2 separate regions of the Mus musculus genome follow, and region 1 is linked to region 2. Evidence: chromatin loops called from intact Hi-C (ENCODE). Cell type or tissue: gastrocnemius. All regions are shown on one strand.

Region 1 (8,000 bases), 84 kb after region 2:
CTCCCTGTATTTTAATCTCTTGGTATCTTTCTGTACATACTTCCTTTTGCCCGTGTTTCCGTGGCTCCGGCTTTCCCTGCCATCTCTTGATTCTGCTGTCGGTCTTTCTCCATCCTTTCCTTCTTGCCAGCCCAGTTTGTGTCTGCAACTTCAGAATCACTTTATTGTGTCATTTCCCAACTCTGGGCTCCCAAGCTGCTTTTTACCATGGAATCTTCTCCCACCTTCTCAGTTGGTTCAAGTCTTGGCCACAGTGGCAGACTGTGCTGTGCCTTGGCCCTTCAGGGACAGAGTGGGCCCCCAGCCTCTGCCCCAGCCCGCTGGTATATATAAAAAGGTATATGCACATCTTATTTATATCTGTATGGGGGCAGGAGGGGCAGACACTGGGGCCTTTGTGTAGCCGCAGCCCGAGGCCTGCCTGCTCGACACTCCTCTTTTCGTTCCTGCTACCCGCCTCGCCTCTATTCACTGACACCCCTCCACACACAAAGGTTCCTGTGGGGGCCTGCCAGCTTCCTCTGCCCAAGGTGTGAGTGGGCAGGGCATGGGCAGGCATACAGGGGAACCTAGAATCCTTTTTCCAGGGTCTGAGGGGCTTTCCTGGTGGAGAAAGTTGTAGGACAGGACTTCTCCACGTTACTGTCTGTCTGCATCTGTTGTACCTGGTTGTCCTAAGATCCTTAGGTGGCCTCTCCCCATAGGACTTGCTCTGGCTCATGGCTGCTTTGGTGAGGAAGCAAGCAGGTTACTACCACAGGACCTTTGCACATGTGAGCCATTCTCATCTCTCTTGACATGCTCCTTTCTTTCCTTTGGTTCTCAGCGAACCCTTTCTAAAATAGCAACGTGCCTTTGCCTGGCCTGTCTTTTCTTATGACTTGAGCTCCTGTGGCTGCCATGGTTTAAGGGTCCGTGTCTCTCATTTGAACAGTCATTTCTGGAAACAGAGGCTGCATTCACAACTCTATAAACTGTAGCATCTGACCCGGGACTTGTCACCCCATGGTGGCTGAGCCATTTTTACTGAGGGTTAAGGATCCTGTTTATTTATGCATCCCTTAGACTAACTCTGGGCTGGGTGATGCTGAGGGTACAGTGTAGCAGCCCGGGCTTTCCCGTCTGGGGGCTCACAGTGCAGGAGTGAGGCAGTCATTAAATCTTCCCTTGTCCTCACCTGCTTTTTTTCTTCTCCATCTTTGTTTGCTTTCTGAGATGGGCTGTTCCATGCTGCCCAGTCCAGCCAGGAACTTGTGCCCACTTTCTGCCTCGGTGTCCTGAGTGCCGGGACTGTGGGCATCATTCTGTCTCCCAGCTTGTACATCCCCTTCCTCGACCTTTCTGGACATGCCTCCATTAAACTCACTCCTCCTCTGTTTTCCTCAATTTTTGCCTCACTTTCGAGCTTCTCTGTTTTCCATGCCTCTCTGGACAAGCGTTTGTGGGGCTGGAGTGATGGCTTAGGGGTTAAGAGAACCCAGGTTCAGTTCCCAGTACCCACACGGCAGGGGATCTGACATCATCACACAGACACATGTAGATGAAACAGCACTGGACATAGAATTTTAAAAAGGCTTTTGTGGTGTTGGGGATGGAACCCACACTCTTCCAGATGCTTAGGCAGGGGCTCTACCACTGAACCACACCCCCAGCTCTTTACTGTAGACCTTAGGCAAACCCTCTGCCACTGAGTCACACACTCAGGCCTTCACTGGCCCTCTAGGCCAGGGTTCTATCACTGAGCCCCACTCCCAGCCCTCACCAACTGGCCACTTGCTCCTCTCTTCCCTACTTCTGTGGTTTCCCACATTTTTCAGGACGTCTCTGCAGCATATTCCTTAGTCTTTCTGCCTACTCTCTGGTCCCCAAATCCTTCCACCCTAACCCCACCTGGGTACTGGGGGAAGGGGAACTGACCCATTCCCCCCCCCCCAACACCCACACAGGTCAGGCTGTCTGTTCTGTTAATAGTTAACCCAACCTCTATCTAAAATACACAGCAGCCAGGCTGGGGGTGACTCCCCTGCCCCCCGCCCCCACCTACCAGCTGCTCTTAAAGGACCAGGTGTCTTCCACAGCTGTGAGCCCTTCCTGGAGCAAGGTGGCCAGGTGTGAGGAGGCCTCTAGTCCTGAGGATTTAGGGGGAGGGGGAAGAGAGGGTGCTTGGGTCTGCAGCCCTGGATCAAACAGGGAGTCCTCTGAGGGAGGGGTGCTCTCTCCAGCACCACCCCTGCTCCTGTTTATCACCTGGCGTATTTAATCAGGGATAGTTTTCCCAGCCCTGCCCTGAGCCTAGGCTGGTGCTTGGGTTGGGTTGCCTGAGCAGGTATGTGCTCCCTACTGGGGTGGGGGAAACATTACTCAAGATCCTGCAGAGAGCTGGGGCCATGTCTGTCTTCAGGTGAATGAGGGGCACAAGGCAGTGAGGAGACACCTGGAGAGGAGATCAGGGACACCCTTGGGTCGCTGGTTCTCACTGGACACTGTCTCGTTGGCTTACCATTGTATCCCTTCCCGGAATCTCCATGTCAGGGTCTCAAGTGGGGGCCAGGATGTGACTGCTGGGGCCACCCCCTCCTTTTAACCCCTGTTTTGCCATAGTCTGCCTAGGCCCCAGACCCCACCCCCATGACGCCAGCGGGCAGGAAATCCTGGTTAATGATCAGTCACCCAGGACAGGTGCGGGACAAGGCCGCACACACATCAGAAGCAGCCGCGGTGGGCGGGAGCCTTTTACTTAGCTCCTAAGTGTTTTAGGGTGATAGCCACTGTCCCCAGATGAAGGGCGTGAGCCCAGTTCAGGTTTCTCAGGTGTGTCCATCTCTTGGGCACTATATGAAGCAAGAAGGTACCATCCTGCTCCCATATACATTTACCCAGGAAGGTTCAACTCACTCTTTCCATGGACAGTGCCCCTAGAAATATCTCCAAGTAAACTACCTCTAGAACACTTCCTACTTCTTTTCCCTCCTCTGATGTCTCTGCATTCAGAGGGCCAGCTGTAGTGCAAACCTACTCTCAAGTTTGTGATCGCCGTGCAGGAGCCAAGCCCTGTCAGAATCTCAGTACCATCGTCTGCAAAACCGGCCTCGACTACACCTTTAATTAGAGCACAGCAAATGTACACTACTACAAACAGCAGCCCACTGGACAAAAGGCACCACCTAGTGGTCACAACGCAGAAGTCCTCTTGCGCGCAGGACAAGTCCAATCCCGAAGGGGGCGCAGCATCTCATAAAAACTAAAGGGAACAAGAAGGGGGAAAAAGAACAACCCATCTCTCAGTTTATTGAAGGAGGAAAAGGGTGGGAGAGGGGGAACAATAAAATGCTTTTGCTTCGTTTATAAAGAGCGAGTTCTCAGGAGGTCCCTTCTCAAGGACACGCGGGGTACCTCTCACCCAACTACCAACAGCAGGAAAGCCAAGCCAAGAAAGGAAAAAGAAAGGAGGGGCCCAGGAACCCCAAACACCCTCTCTGACAGGAGCCACAAGCTCTCTCCCCCCACCCACAATGTATCTACCCCAGGGGACCCATCTGGGCAGAGGAAAGGGTATATACATAGGTTAGGGTGGTACAGGGTTGGGTGCGGTAGGGAATAATTTATCCGCAGATGCGGTGATGGTTAAGGGGGAGGGGAAAGAAGCCTGGCAGTGGCAGCCTAGGGGTCTCTTTCTTTCTTGACCTTGATGTCACCAGCAAGAATAGTAGCGATCTCGCCCTGCATGAAGGCCCAGGGGACAGAGGAACCCACCAGTGGACATTTGTCTCCACTGGGGCAGTACACCTCTCCGGCTGGGCCCTGTGCCTTGATAAACTCTCGGGAGCAAGGAAAGCAGAACTTGTGTCCGGGTACCGAGGGACACTGCACGAAGTGGGTGTCTTCCAGCCTTTCTCTGCACAGGGTACAGCACAAGGGGGCTCCAGGGGTCGCCCCTGTGCCGCTACCACCCCCGCTGACAGCTTCAGCCCCGGCAGTGGGGCTGACTTCTGCCTCTCCATTGCGTGCCACCAAACGATGCTGGGCCGGTGGTTGGGTTGTGGAGGAAGCCGCGGGGCTAGCACCCCCTGCGCGGACAGAGCCTCCACCCCCACCAGGGTCCTTGGGTGAGTGGCCCAGAGCCTCGGCCACATTCTTGAGGGCAGCAATAGGTGAGGGCACACCAGGGGTCTCTGAAGAGTATGGACCGCCTGGCGCCACCCAGTGCCGCTGTTGCTGCTCCTCCGTGGTCATCTTCCCAGCTGTCTCGCCCTCGGGCTCAGGGGATGCTTTGCGACGGCGTGGAGTGGGCGCCAGGTTTCGGGATGGGGCTCTTGGAGGTGGGCCACACAGAGCAGCAGGGGCCGGTTCTGGGTACTGCTGGGGCAGGGCCTCCGCAGGAGCAGGCTCTCGGAAGCTGCGGACCCCATCCGTAAGCAGCTCTCCTAACTGGCGCCATTCCCCTGAACCATGGCGCCGTTCATACTCGAGGTACTTGAAGCCCGATGAGGCCAGGGCCTTCCCTGGCTCTCGAAGAGCATCATGAAACATCTGGCGAGCCACTGCAAGGACCCCCGCGTAAACATTGCCAGAACCACAGGGGTATTCGGTGAAGAGCTTCAGCTCGAACTCATAGCCCGGAGGGCGGGCAGTGGCATCAAAGGCGAACACCCGTCCCACCAGCCCGTGGTCCTTCTTGAATCGAACATTGAAAGGGGCACAGGCGGACAGAGCCAGTAGCTGTTCCCTTACAGCCTTGGGACGCCCATGCCACTCCTCCGCCCGGCCCCGCATGGCCTCGTTCAGTTCTGCCAAGCAGTCCGCATTCCTCTGCTGCTTCTCCTTCTCGAAATCGGAGCCGAAAAGTGGACGAGCGGGGCTTAAGCCAGGTGCCAGCGTCAGAGCTCGGCCTCCAAGGCCAGACACTGCAGCTGCCAGCAGCCCGGGGGGCATCAAGCTGGGGATGGAGCCAAGCAAAGCCCTGCGTGCCCCTTCCGCCACGGCCTCCTCGCGGCCCAGCCCGTTGGCCAAGCGGGACCCCAGGGTGTACTCCAAAGCCGGCGAAGGCAGCGCCAGGCGGCTGGATGAAGTAGCCCTGTCATAGCGGTCCGGGCCTGAGACGCTACCGCCGGTCCCCGATGGCTGCGCCTGGGCCTGCGGGGGTGGCAACTGGGAGCCCTGGGAGCCCGTGGAGGCTAGGTCCTTGGAAGTCGGGTGCTTGAGAGCCGGGGGTCCGGGCGAGCGGCCCTCGGGGAGCACGTGGCTGCGCTTGAGCTGGCGGGCGGCGTCGATGAGCAGCTCGATGCGGTCCGCGCCCTCGAAATTCACGCACCCGCGGCACACAGCCTCGCTGAAGTCCCACACCATGGCCCACGGCATCTTGGGCAGGTCGCACAGGTAGCACCACTGGCGGCGGGACGCTTGCACGGACGCCATGGCGCCCCCCGGAACGCCGCCAGGTGCCCCTGCTGTGCACCCGCCGCCCACGTTCGCTCCGCCGTGCCCCGGGACGGGCGCGCGAGCCGCTCAATCCGGCCTCGGGCTCGGCCTCCCCGCCGGATTCAGGCCCGGCCCCCCTTCCCCGCCCCCTGGGCCCTCAGCCTTTTTTTTCCTCTCTCTCTCACTCCCGCCTCCGGTGGAAAAGGCAAGCCACGAGCACGCACGTCGGCGCCCCCGTCCGGTCCGCGCCGTGAGCCGCGATGCACAGCTCCAGCTCCTCGATGGGCCTCGGGCGCCGCCGCCCCAGGCTCCCGCCGCTCCGCTCGCGCCGCCGACGCCGCTGCAACGGCCGCCGTCGCCTCCACCTCCTTCTTCTGCCCCAGAGGCCGCTTCGCAGGGAAAGTTACATAACGCGCGGGCAAAGCCTTCTGGGAAATGTAGTCCCGTCGGGGCTGCTTCTTAAAGGGGACTGGGTAGAAAGCAGTGGCGGGAAAAGAGGGCGCGCGCTGGTCTGGGTGCTTAATTTTCACTGTGCCTCGCCAGGAAGCTGGGGTTCGCACACAGGGTCCATGGAGTGGGTAATGGTTTCATAAATGCTCGGGTGGCCAAGTTGCTGTGGATGCAATTTCCCCCCTTTCCCCGCCCCCTCTTTCTTTCTTTTTTTTTTTTTTAAACAATCTTTTTTTTTTTTTTTTAGATTTATTTATTTATTTATTTATTATATGTAAGTACACTGCAGCTGTCCTCAGACACTCCAGAAGAGGGAGTCAGATCTCGTTACGGATGGTTGTGAGCCACCATGTGGTTGCTGGGATTTGAACTCCTGACCTTCGGAAGAGCAGTCGGGTGCTCTTACCCACTGAGCCATCTCACCAGCCCCCCCTCTTTCTTTCTTAAGACTTAGATTTATTCTTTAGCTCAGGTTGGCCTAGAAGGCTAGCCTATGTAGTCTAGGCTGGCCTCAAACTTGCTGCAATCTCCCTGCTTCAGCCTCCTTGTGGGTTTACAGTCCCGACACCATACCCAGAAGCCGGAAAGCAGTTTCTGCTCTGATTTGCTGAGCAGTTCTAGAAGAGTCTTGCCCTCTCTTAGAATCCCGCCCCTTCAAGAAGGGCCAATAACCGGTTAGAAAGGCAGCAGCTTTGGGGGAATTGGGGCGGAGAGGCTCTGATTGGACGGTTTCAAGGGGATGGTTTCAGGCAACTCTTGGAGAGTAGTGTCTACTTGGCAGTTTGTCCTTCCCAGTGTCTTAGGTACTAGCCTCAAGGGCGGCCCAGAGGCTACAGGATGATAAGACTGTAGGCTTCCGAGCCAGGCGGCTGCCTTAGTTTCCTCATCTGCTAAAGAACGTTCTCTGAGCCTGCCAATTCTGCTCCAGCTGTGCACGTATTTGGTCTCTAAAGGGTTACAGAGTTGGCTTCTCGGTACACCTCCAATTTCACTACAATTCCCAAAATGCTCTGCGAGATGGACGCACTGACGTACTTCCTCTGCTTGGAAGCTTGGGGGGGGAAGGCCTTCCCGATTCTTGCCCCCCCCCCTTGCTAGCAGGGAATTTCGCCCTCTCCCTCCACCCCCACCCCCCAGGTTAGGGGGCTCTTATTACTCTTATATTTGGAATGAGGAAGCCAAGAGGAGATTGCTGGGAAGGGCAACCCCAAACCTCCAAGTGCTTAATGGCCTGGTGGGCCCAATCGGCTGTGGGCACCCCATGTTTTTAGCTTTTTTGGGGGGGTGGGGGGAGCTAGGAGAAGCGACATATGTCTCCAGGACCTAGCTCACATCAGCCCTTTCCCCTCACTTGGCCTGGATCCCCGCTGGTGGTCTCAATTCCCCCCCCCCCCCCCAGTGTCTTCTTTGCGTTCTTCCAGGTTTGCACTTAGTGGAGGCTTGGTGGTTTTCTCACCCCCACCCCAGAGTAGTCACAGCAGCCCTGGCTTTCTATTTCAGCGTTACAATTTAACTACCACCTGCATTACTGTTTTAACACTTCTCCCTTAAACAAATTGCCTATTTTTATCGTTTCCTGGGAGATACTATGTTCACAACCATAGGTTTCCTGTACTACTGTTTATTTACTTTCTCCTGCTTATACGTGGTACTGGGATGGAATCCAGGGCCTTATGCTAAGTGCTCTAGTGCTGAGATGTACTACCAGCCTGTATTTTTAATTTTGAAACTGGGCCTCACTAGGTGGTCCAGGCTGGCTGGCCTGAGCTCTGGGTCCTCCTTCCTTAACCTCCTGGGGGCTGAGATTTCAAAAATACATTAACCATGCCTGGCTTTATTTATTTTTCCTTTTTCTAACGATAGGTCTCTGAAGCACAGGTTAGCCTTGAACTCACAGCAAGCCTCCCTAGTACAGGAATGGCAAGTATGAGCCATGATCCCTTGATAGGCTCTTTAAGGCTGTAAAAGCCTATTTTTCGTTCTGCCCCGTCTCTGTCCTTGCCTGAGTTAACTACCCAATTACTTTATTGAACTGCTCTTAACAGACCTAGATAAACTCTGTTTGTTGCAACCTTCAAGTGTGTGCTTCTGCACCAGGGTTAGTTAAGGCTTTTAGAGGGGCAATCACCTGC
Region 2 (8,000 bases):
CAATAAATACCGAGGAATGTCGAGTCTCAATGCATCTAAAACGTGGGTCCCGGAGTCTGTCAGTGAGTCAGATAACAAGATCAATAAATACCCACACTGCTTTGGGGGAGGGGGGAGTGCAGCTGTGGCTCCGTTGTTAGAGTGCAGACGTGTACACGGGGAAGGAGTTGCAGCAACCCCCAGGAGTGAGGCTGTCCGAAGCCAAAGACTCCGTGTGTGCTGGCAGAGGTCTTGCTGATCCATCACTATGGGAATGGGATGTCCCTGGAAATAGGGGGCTCATGCTTATGGCTTGTAACTGATGGCTGGGAGAGTGAAAAAGTGAAATCGGATGAGCTGAGCAGTTTGCCCATCCACGTCGGGGCTGAGTAAAGCAAGGTCGGCGAATGCCCAGCTGCTGCAGCAGCGGTGGCTACCAGCTCTGCAGGAACCAGGGGTGCTGGGCACGAGCCCTGTTCCTCCCTCCCCGGCCGCCAGGTGGCAGGCCTGGATCACAGGAGCGGAGCTGGGTGGGGACCCAGGCTCACAGAAGTGTGGAGCGGAGCGGTGGGGGGGGGGGGGGGGCGCGATGGGCACAGAGACGCTTTGGGTCGCTCCCTGGTCGCTCGACCTTCCTAGGAGGCCTAAATGAAAGATGGCTTGGAGTCTTAGGGTTCAGGGGGCGAAGGTGGCTCCCGGGAAACACCAGACTGGGGTGAGACCGCCGGTATAGGCCACCAACCCAGTGCAGCCCAGTGTGGCGGCAGCAGCCAGAGCAGCGGCGAACAGGAGCAGGCAACGCGCCTCGGATAGGCCAGGCCTAGGGATCTGCAGGAGAGAAGGTTGGATTAGCACTAGGCTACAGGGGCCCACTGGCTCCTGGGAGCCGCCCAGCCTATACCCATAGATGGGCCTCTGAGCGCATCTCTGGTCCCCACAGCCCGCAGCTAAAGTTGGTCTGCTCGCAAGAAAGAGCTCCTGTTGGAACTCGTCATTGGCTACTTAGCAGCAGCCTGTGTTGATTGGCCGCCCGAATACCCCCCCTCCCTGCGGTGGGCCGAGCTCCACAGAGGCACAGCAAGCAGTGGTGACACTCAGTGGGCAGAGCTAGGCAGAGGCCCGTGGTGGGCGGACGTGGGACATACCCTGGCAGGGAGCAGCAGGTGACGGCGGTGCATGGGGCCTGGCCCCACCAGCGGGCACTGGCCCACAGCCACGGCCGGGGGGCCATCTAGCTGGAGAGAGAAGGGACAGGTGACCCGATCGGAGCCCAGCAGCAGGGCGAGAGGCAGTGCGGGAATCTAGTCGAGGCCAGAACGGGAGTATAGGGAGTTCCCTTGGGGAGGATTTGGCGAGAAGCCTGAAACGAGGGAGAGCTGGTAGATAGTGCATGCTGAATGGATGAGTGAAGGGCAGCTTTCTTCTGGAACCCCCAAGGAGAATGGACCCTAAACGTGGACGGGAGAAGGGCTGTGGGTAGCATATCTAAGATGGGGATCGGGGAGGGGAGAGAGGGGTCTTACATGGGAAGGTGGATCCGTGGCCCGGGGACTGGGGACCCCCGTGATGGCTGGAAGGAGAAGAGAGAGGTGTATGGAGTGTGGAGGATGGAGGAGAAAGGCAGTGGCGCGGCTGCGGTGCCCCAGCCTGGACTCCTCCCCTGCCCCGAGGGTTCACACACCCAACATGCCCCCCATCTCCACCCAGTGCCCCCTTGGCTGGAAGCAGGTGAGGGACTCGCCTGCGGCTCCTGGGGCCTGCAGCATCTCCATCCGTTCCTGTAGCTGCCGAACATGCGCCTCCAGGTCTCGGTTTCGGACCTCGGCCTCCTGTAGTTGGCTGGGAAAGATAGGGGAGTGAGCCGACCTATCGGTGAGGAGACTGCGAGGGTTGCTGCTCTCCTCTCCCCTCACCCCAGCACTGTGACCCTGACCTGGAGAAGTTCTGGTTGGCGGTCCGGATGGCCTCCAGCTCGCGGCTCAGGCTCTGCCGGGTGAGAACCTCTTCTTCCAGGGCTTCCTGGAGCTGCTGCAGCGTTACCGTGGTCTCTGCCTCAGCCACAGGGGCAGGGACAGCCACTAGGTCAGCCTCTTCAGCCTGTCGGTGGGGATCAGAGTTGGGACCTGGAGCTGGATCAGTCCCGTACTTCCCTCCCCCGTCCACCTCTCCCCATCCCTGGGTCCCTGGGGACAGTGTAGTCAACAGGGGAACTGAAGGGCTGAAGTCAGAAGTTTAGCGTGTTCCTCCCAGCTCCACAGTGCTTCAGACAACCCTGGCTTTACCCTTAGGCCTCCCCAGTTTGTGTCTTGTCACTTTCTGCAACCCCCCACTCCTCTTTCCAATGCTACCCACCTATCTGTGGCTTTTAAGAAACCAGCATCCCACCTGATGGCCTCTGAACTTTGTTCACCAAGTCTACCCCAGACTCCTCCAGGTGGTTGGCAGTCCCTCCCTCCCAGGCCCCGGTTGGTGTTGCTTTCTGACCCCACCCCCATGCCAGGAGAGCATCTACCTCTGAGCTATCCCTAGTTCTCTTCTTTGTTTTTTACTCCAAGACAGGATCTCATTACATAACGGGAGCAAGCCTTGAATTTGGGATTTTTCTGCCTGTGCCTCCTGACTACAGGATGTGCAGTTGGGCCAGTTGGGGACAGTGTCCTACTGAATTAACAGCCTGGCAGTTGGCACTGCAGGTACACCCACCCAGGAAGCTTTGCCCACCTCTCAGTCTACTCACCACTTGATCCGGTGGGGACACTGGGGGCTGCAAGTCAAGCCCTTGCAAGTCTGACACAGGCAACTGCAGGGCCTCTAGTTCCATAGGGGTGGGGTCCGGGACCTGATTGTCTCTGAGAAGAGGAAGAGGCTAGGGACTCCCTAGCCTGTGGGCACCAGGCCAGGCTCCTAGGCTAAAGCTAAAGGAGGTTCAGAGCAGAGAAGAGAGCAGACTGCCAGGGCCTCAGCACCTTGGCTGCCTTGCTGCCTGGCTGAGCGATAACTCCACAGAGGGTGGGCTGGGCCCAACCCGCTCTAAGGAGCATGGGATGCTGCTTGCAAATCATGAAACAAGTTGTCCTTCCCTGTGCAGGCCTGAGGCATGCCTGATGGTGGATACCTGTGTGAGTGAGCATCCTCTAAGTGTTCCCTGCTTCCCAGTTCACTCCTAAAAGCAGTCTCTTCATTTACATTTTTTGTGGCAATGGTAAATTTTTATTTACCCTCATAAATGCTAGATAAGTTCTCTTTATTGTTGAGACAGAGTTCCTCTATGCCAGCTCTGGGACTTATTTGTTGACCATCCTGGCCTCAAATTTGCAGTGATGCTCCAGCCTCAGCCTCCTCAATGGTGGGGTTATAGGGTTATATTGCCTAGCAATAGTGGGTGCTATTTATCTTTTGTTTCTTTAGACAGAGTCTCTTGTAGACCAGGCTAGCCTTAGATTACTGTATAGCCCAGGATGGCCTTGAATTTCTGATAATCTTGCCTCTACCTTCTAAGTGCTGGGATTACAGGTTTGTGGCACCACAGCCAGCATAACGGATGCTTTTTAAAGGCTTTATTGACTAGGCATGGTGGTACATGCCCATCAATCACAGCACTCGCAGGGCGGCTTAGACTATATTAAGGAGCTCCTGCCTCAAAAAACAAGACAGAAAACTTTTTAAAACTGAAAAGTTGTATTATTGTTATGTGCTCCAATTGTGTTCTTAAAATAAACTGTCACACTTCAGGTTTGTTTTTCTAAGATCCTGGATTCTATGGAGTGTCCTAGACCCGTTAATAGCAGGATTCTGCAAGGCTGAGTCTCAGATTCTTAGGTTATACAACTGGACTGGAATGTCACCAGGCAGGATGGCCAGAGCTATGAGATGGAGAGACCCAGTCTCAAAAAGCAAAACAAAAATAAACAAAGTGCATGTGTAGCTGCTTTCCTAGTCTTATGTCCACTTGACACAACAAGCTAGAGTCATCAAGTCATCAGAGAGGAGACAGCCTTCATGAAGAAAATGCCTCTACAGGGCAGGAGCACTGGCTGCTCTTCCAGAGGTCCTGAGTTCAATTCCCAGCAACCACATGGTGGCTCACAGCCATCTGTAATGGGATCTGATGCCCTCTTCTGGTGTGTCTGAGGACAGTGATAGTGGACTCACATACATAAAATAAATAAATAAGACCAGCCTGGTCTACAGAATGAATTCCAAGACAGCCAGAGCTACATAGAAAGACCCTGTCTCTAAAAGACTAAGAAAGAAAGAAAGAAAGAAAGAAAGAAAGAAAGAAAGAAAGAAAGAAAGAAAGAAAGAAAGGAAGGAAGGAAGGAAGGAAGGAAGGAAGGAAGGAAGGAAAGTGCCTCAAAAACTGAAGCTGCAGGCAAGCCTATCGGGCATTTTCATAACTAGTGATCATAGATGAGAGCTCAGCCCATTGTGAGTGGAGCCCTCACTGGCCTGGTGGTCCTGGGCTCTACAAGGAAACAGGCTGAGGAAGACATAAGGATCAAGTCAGTAAGCAGCTCCCCTCCATTGCCTCTGCATCAGCTCCACGTTCCTGCCCCGCTGTGAGTTCCTGTCCTGGCTTCCTTCAGTGATGGGCTCCCATGTGGAAACGTAAGCCCGATAAGCCTTTTCCTCCCCAGCTTGCTTTTAGTCAGGGTTCATCGCAGCAGCAGAAAGCCTAACTTAGACAGCTCCTAGGAATACTTGGTTTGAAGACTGAGCCTTCAATTGAGTGGCTGTGGTGGGCCTGCACACAGGCCCCAGCAGGGGGCAGTCGTGCTCACCTGAAGGCCATGCAGCAGTAGGAGTAGCCCACGAAGGGCAGGCGCACCCCAAGGGGCATGTCTTCCTGCATGTCTGACAGCGTCTCCTAGGAAGACAGACAGGGCTCTTGTGGCTAGCAGTTATCCGAGATGGCCCTTCGCCCCTCTATGTTCACGGCATAACTGCCCCCACTAACAAACTCCACCATTTTCTCTTCTATCTTGTTGCTTTCTATTGGGGCTCTGCCCACACCAGACTTCTCTCTGCAGGGCCTAGAGCTTGTTAAAATGCTGAGAGCACTCACCCGAGAAAGGATCTCCTGCATCCTTCTGGGCTCAGCTAGTCTCCTCCTCCAGGAAGCCCTCCAGCACTTTCCAGGCTGGGTCAAGAGCCCAGCCCCCTACAATCAATTTTAGTACTGCCAAGAGTGAGGCCTCACTCACTGTCTTTGGGACTGGTCACCTGTGTGTCCTCATACCTGAGTGGATACATAGCAGTGCTCTAGGATAATAATTTGGGACCCAGGAAGGTCAACACCCCCTTTTTTATTTTTCAAGGGAGGATCTCACTCCTGACTGGCCTAGAAGTCACTATGTAGACCAAGATGGCCTTGATTTACCAGAGAGCCACCTGCCTCTGCCTATGAAGTTCTACGATTAAAGGTATGCACCACCACACCTGGCCAATCACCCCAATTTTATGGAAGAGGCTAGGGAAGTCCCCTCAACGGATCAGGAACTGCAGGTACGTACCCCGCCCCCGCTCACCATGGCAGTGAGCCGGTCCTCCACCACATCGAAATTGCATGTGTCCGTGGCACCCTCGAAGTCTGGTGTAAAGGGGGGTACACTGTCTCGGAGACCCTCCCAATCAAGGCCAAAGAAGAAAGGATGTTTCTGGAAATCACCTGCCCCACCTCGACCTAGCCTTATCTCAGCAGGACACAGCAGCCCACGAATGAGGTCCTGAGCTTCCTCGGGGACAACTGTGTCTGCCAGCGGCAGCGACAAGTGTTCCTATTTAGAAAGAAAAGCAACAGTTAGCCCTGGGCTGCAGAGCTGGCTCTGTCGTTTCAGTGCACTGGCTGCTCTTGCAGAGTGATCAAGGTTCTGTTTCCCAGCACTCAGCATGGCAGCACACAATAGTCTGTGACTCCAGTTCCAGGGGATCCCATGCCCTCTGACCTTCGCACACCTACTCAGTGCACAGATATACATACACAGAAAACACACACATATAAATAAATATCTTTTAAAAAAGACAGTCTGGGAGCACAAGCCACTAAGTCAGCCCCCCTGCATGGTGCTTGTGCTCACCCTGTAGTGCACAATCTTGGCATATGTCTCGGCTGTGGAGTCCGCGTAGAAGGGGGTCTGCCCATAGAACATCTCATAGGCGAACACGCCCAGTGCCCACCAGTCACACTCTGGCCCGTAGCTGCCTGCCCCAGGCCCTCCACCAACGGCCTGCAGAATCTCAGGAGACAGGTAGTCCGGGGTGCCCACAGCCACCAGCGACCTCACCTGTGCCAATCAGACCTGAATGCTTAAAACCTTTCCCTTGACTGTCCAAATATGGTGCGCAGGACATCCCAGACCAAGCTCCCCTCCTGCTCCTCAACCCAGCCCCGCCCCCTAATCCGGTCCTTCACCAATGAGGAGAGTTTCGCCAGGCTCTTCTTACCATTCCATCAGGCTGCAGTTTGAGGCAGGAGCCGAAGTCTGCCAGGCGAATGTGCCCACATCGGTCCAGCAGAATGTTATCTGGTTTGATGTCCCTGTGCATAGAGAGAAGAGGGAAAGTGTGCTTTCTTGAAAACCTTCCCTCTTAGGGCCCGTCAGCTCGATCCACTTCCACCCCACCCAGGATTCTACAATTCTAGACCCCGATTCTGTCCCCAATGGGATCTGACCTTCAGGTACCCTTCCTTCCCACACAAATTCTGCTAACCCTCCAAGGGCCCCGCCACGCCCACCTGTGCACGTAGCCCAGCCGGTGCACGGAGTCTATGGCCATGACAATCTCGGCCAGGTAGAAGCGAGCCATCTCGGCGGGGATCCGCTCCCCAAACTTGCTCAGCAGCGTTAGCAGGTCCCCGCCCACGTAGTATTCCATGACCAGGTACTGGGAGCGGGTGTGTCACAGGGGTTTGGTAGCCCCCAAGACTCCCAAAGACACCCCGTTCCCAAGCACAGAGGACCCCCGCACAGTGAGAGAGCGCCCCATCCAAAGGCCAAACCAGATATCACTCCTGTCTCAAGGAAGGTCTCTCCTATACTTGAGACACAATCCTACCCCCGTCCCCCATCCCCTGTGTGTGTCCCCCCCACCCCCACCCCCCCGATCTACAGCAGCTTCTCCCTTCTCCAGCCTTCTTGACTTGGGGCGATGTAACTGTCACTCTTTCCTAGTCACCTGAACCCGGAGCTTACCAGGTAGTTCTCATCCTGGAAGGCAAAGTGCAGCTGTGTGATCCAGCGCCGGTCCCCTTTCACTAATACATCCCTTTCTTCCCGGAAGCACGACACCTGTGAGGTAGGAGAGAAGCTACAGGAGGTGAGTTGGAGAGATGAGGGCGCTGCCCTAATCCCTGGCCCTCACCTCGCCTCTCTTCAGCATGTCCCACTTATTCATAATCTTCATGGCATACACTTGGCCCGTCTGTTTCATCTTCACCACCGCTACCTAAATACGGAACCGAGATGACAGCAAGAGGTGGCAGGGAAAACCAGCAAGGCTCACCCAGACAGGACTCCACCCTTATCTCCACCCAACCTTAGCCCCGCCCTCACGTGCACACCGCCCACTGACCACAAGCTCCGCCCCCACCCCTCCAGCCTTAAATTCAAGCTCATTCATCAATTTTTAAGGCTCTGCCCCAGCTGTTATGCCCCACCCACATCAAGTAAAGTTCCATTCCCAGGCCACTGAAGACTCACCTCGCTGAACGCCCCACGCCCGATCACCTTCAAAATCTCAAAATCATCCCTCTGCAGTCGGACCTCCTTAAGCCTTGCTGCAATGGGCTCCACTGGGCGGGGGTGGGGGAAGAAGAACCAAGGGTCATCAGAACACTAGCGGTAAGGGTAGTGACTTTATAGCCTCCTTCCTTCTGCCCCTTAAATCGGCTTTAGGATTCTGCTTTCAAAACCTCTGTGATGTTTGTGGGACCCAGAACTGCCTGTTTCCACAGGGTTGCAGGGCAGAAAGGGAGGCAGTGGGAGAAGCTGGCGCATCAGGCCTTTCACTCCCATGTGATG

What was found. A loop is a pair of places that touch in the nucleus more often than their neighbours do. Peaks named below come from ENCODE experiments on the same cell type or tissue, not always from the same donor. Only the 100,000 strongest peaks of a DNase experiment are listed, where the experiment ranks them.
Region 1: a loop joins it to region 2, with 2.1 times the contacts of the local background. A loop is called at or near these places in 2 of 42 quality-filtered maps.

Annotation. Positions count from the first base shown.
Region 1 is chr7:19,001,852-19,009,851 of GRCm38, reverse strand. It overlaps Irf2bp1 (interferon regulatory factor 2 binding protein 1), which reads right to left and starts at 5,794. Exons shown (of 1, transcript NM_178757.4): 1 at 3,089-5,794. The coding sequence starts at 5,415. The coding sequence ends at 3,661. In gastrocnemius, a CTCF peak has its summit at 3,187 (motif pointing left); DNase peaks (open chromatin) are centred at 4,363, 4,980, 5,817, 6,884 and 4 more places; H3K4me3 peaks cover 4,367 bases; H3K27ac peaks cover 3,305 bases.
Region 2 is chr7:19,085,757-19,093,756 of GRCm38, reverse strand. It overlaps Dmpk (dystrophia myotonica-protein kinase), which reads right to left. Exons shown (of 15, transcript NM_001379257.1): 2 at 7,680-7,771; 3 at 7,342-7,425; 4 at 7,173-7,268; 5 at 6,716-6,864; 6 at 6,424-6,517; 7 at 6,057-6,263; 8 at 5,493-5,756; 9 at 4,761-4,846; 10 at 2,717-2,828; 11 at 1,913-2,076; 12 at 1,721-1,818; 13 at 1,503-1,549; 14 at 1,125-1,210; 15 at 1-807. The coding sequence ends at 648. Mir3100 (microRNA 3100) reads right to left here and starts at 6,929; the gene lies at 6,865-6,929. In gastrocnemius, CTCF peaks have their summits at 464 (motif pointing right) and 4,736 (motif pointing right); DNase peaks (open chromatin) are centred at 463, 774, 1,144, 4,756 and 1 more place; H3K4me3 peaks cover 2,194 bases; H3K27ac peaks cover 2,678 bases.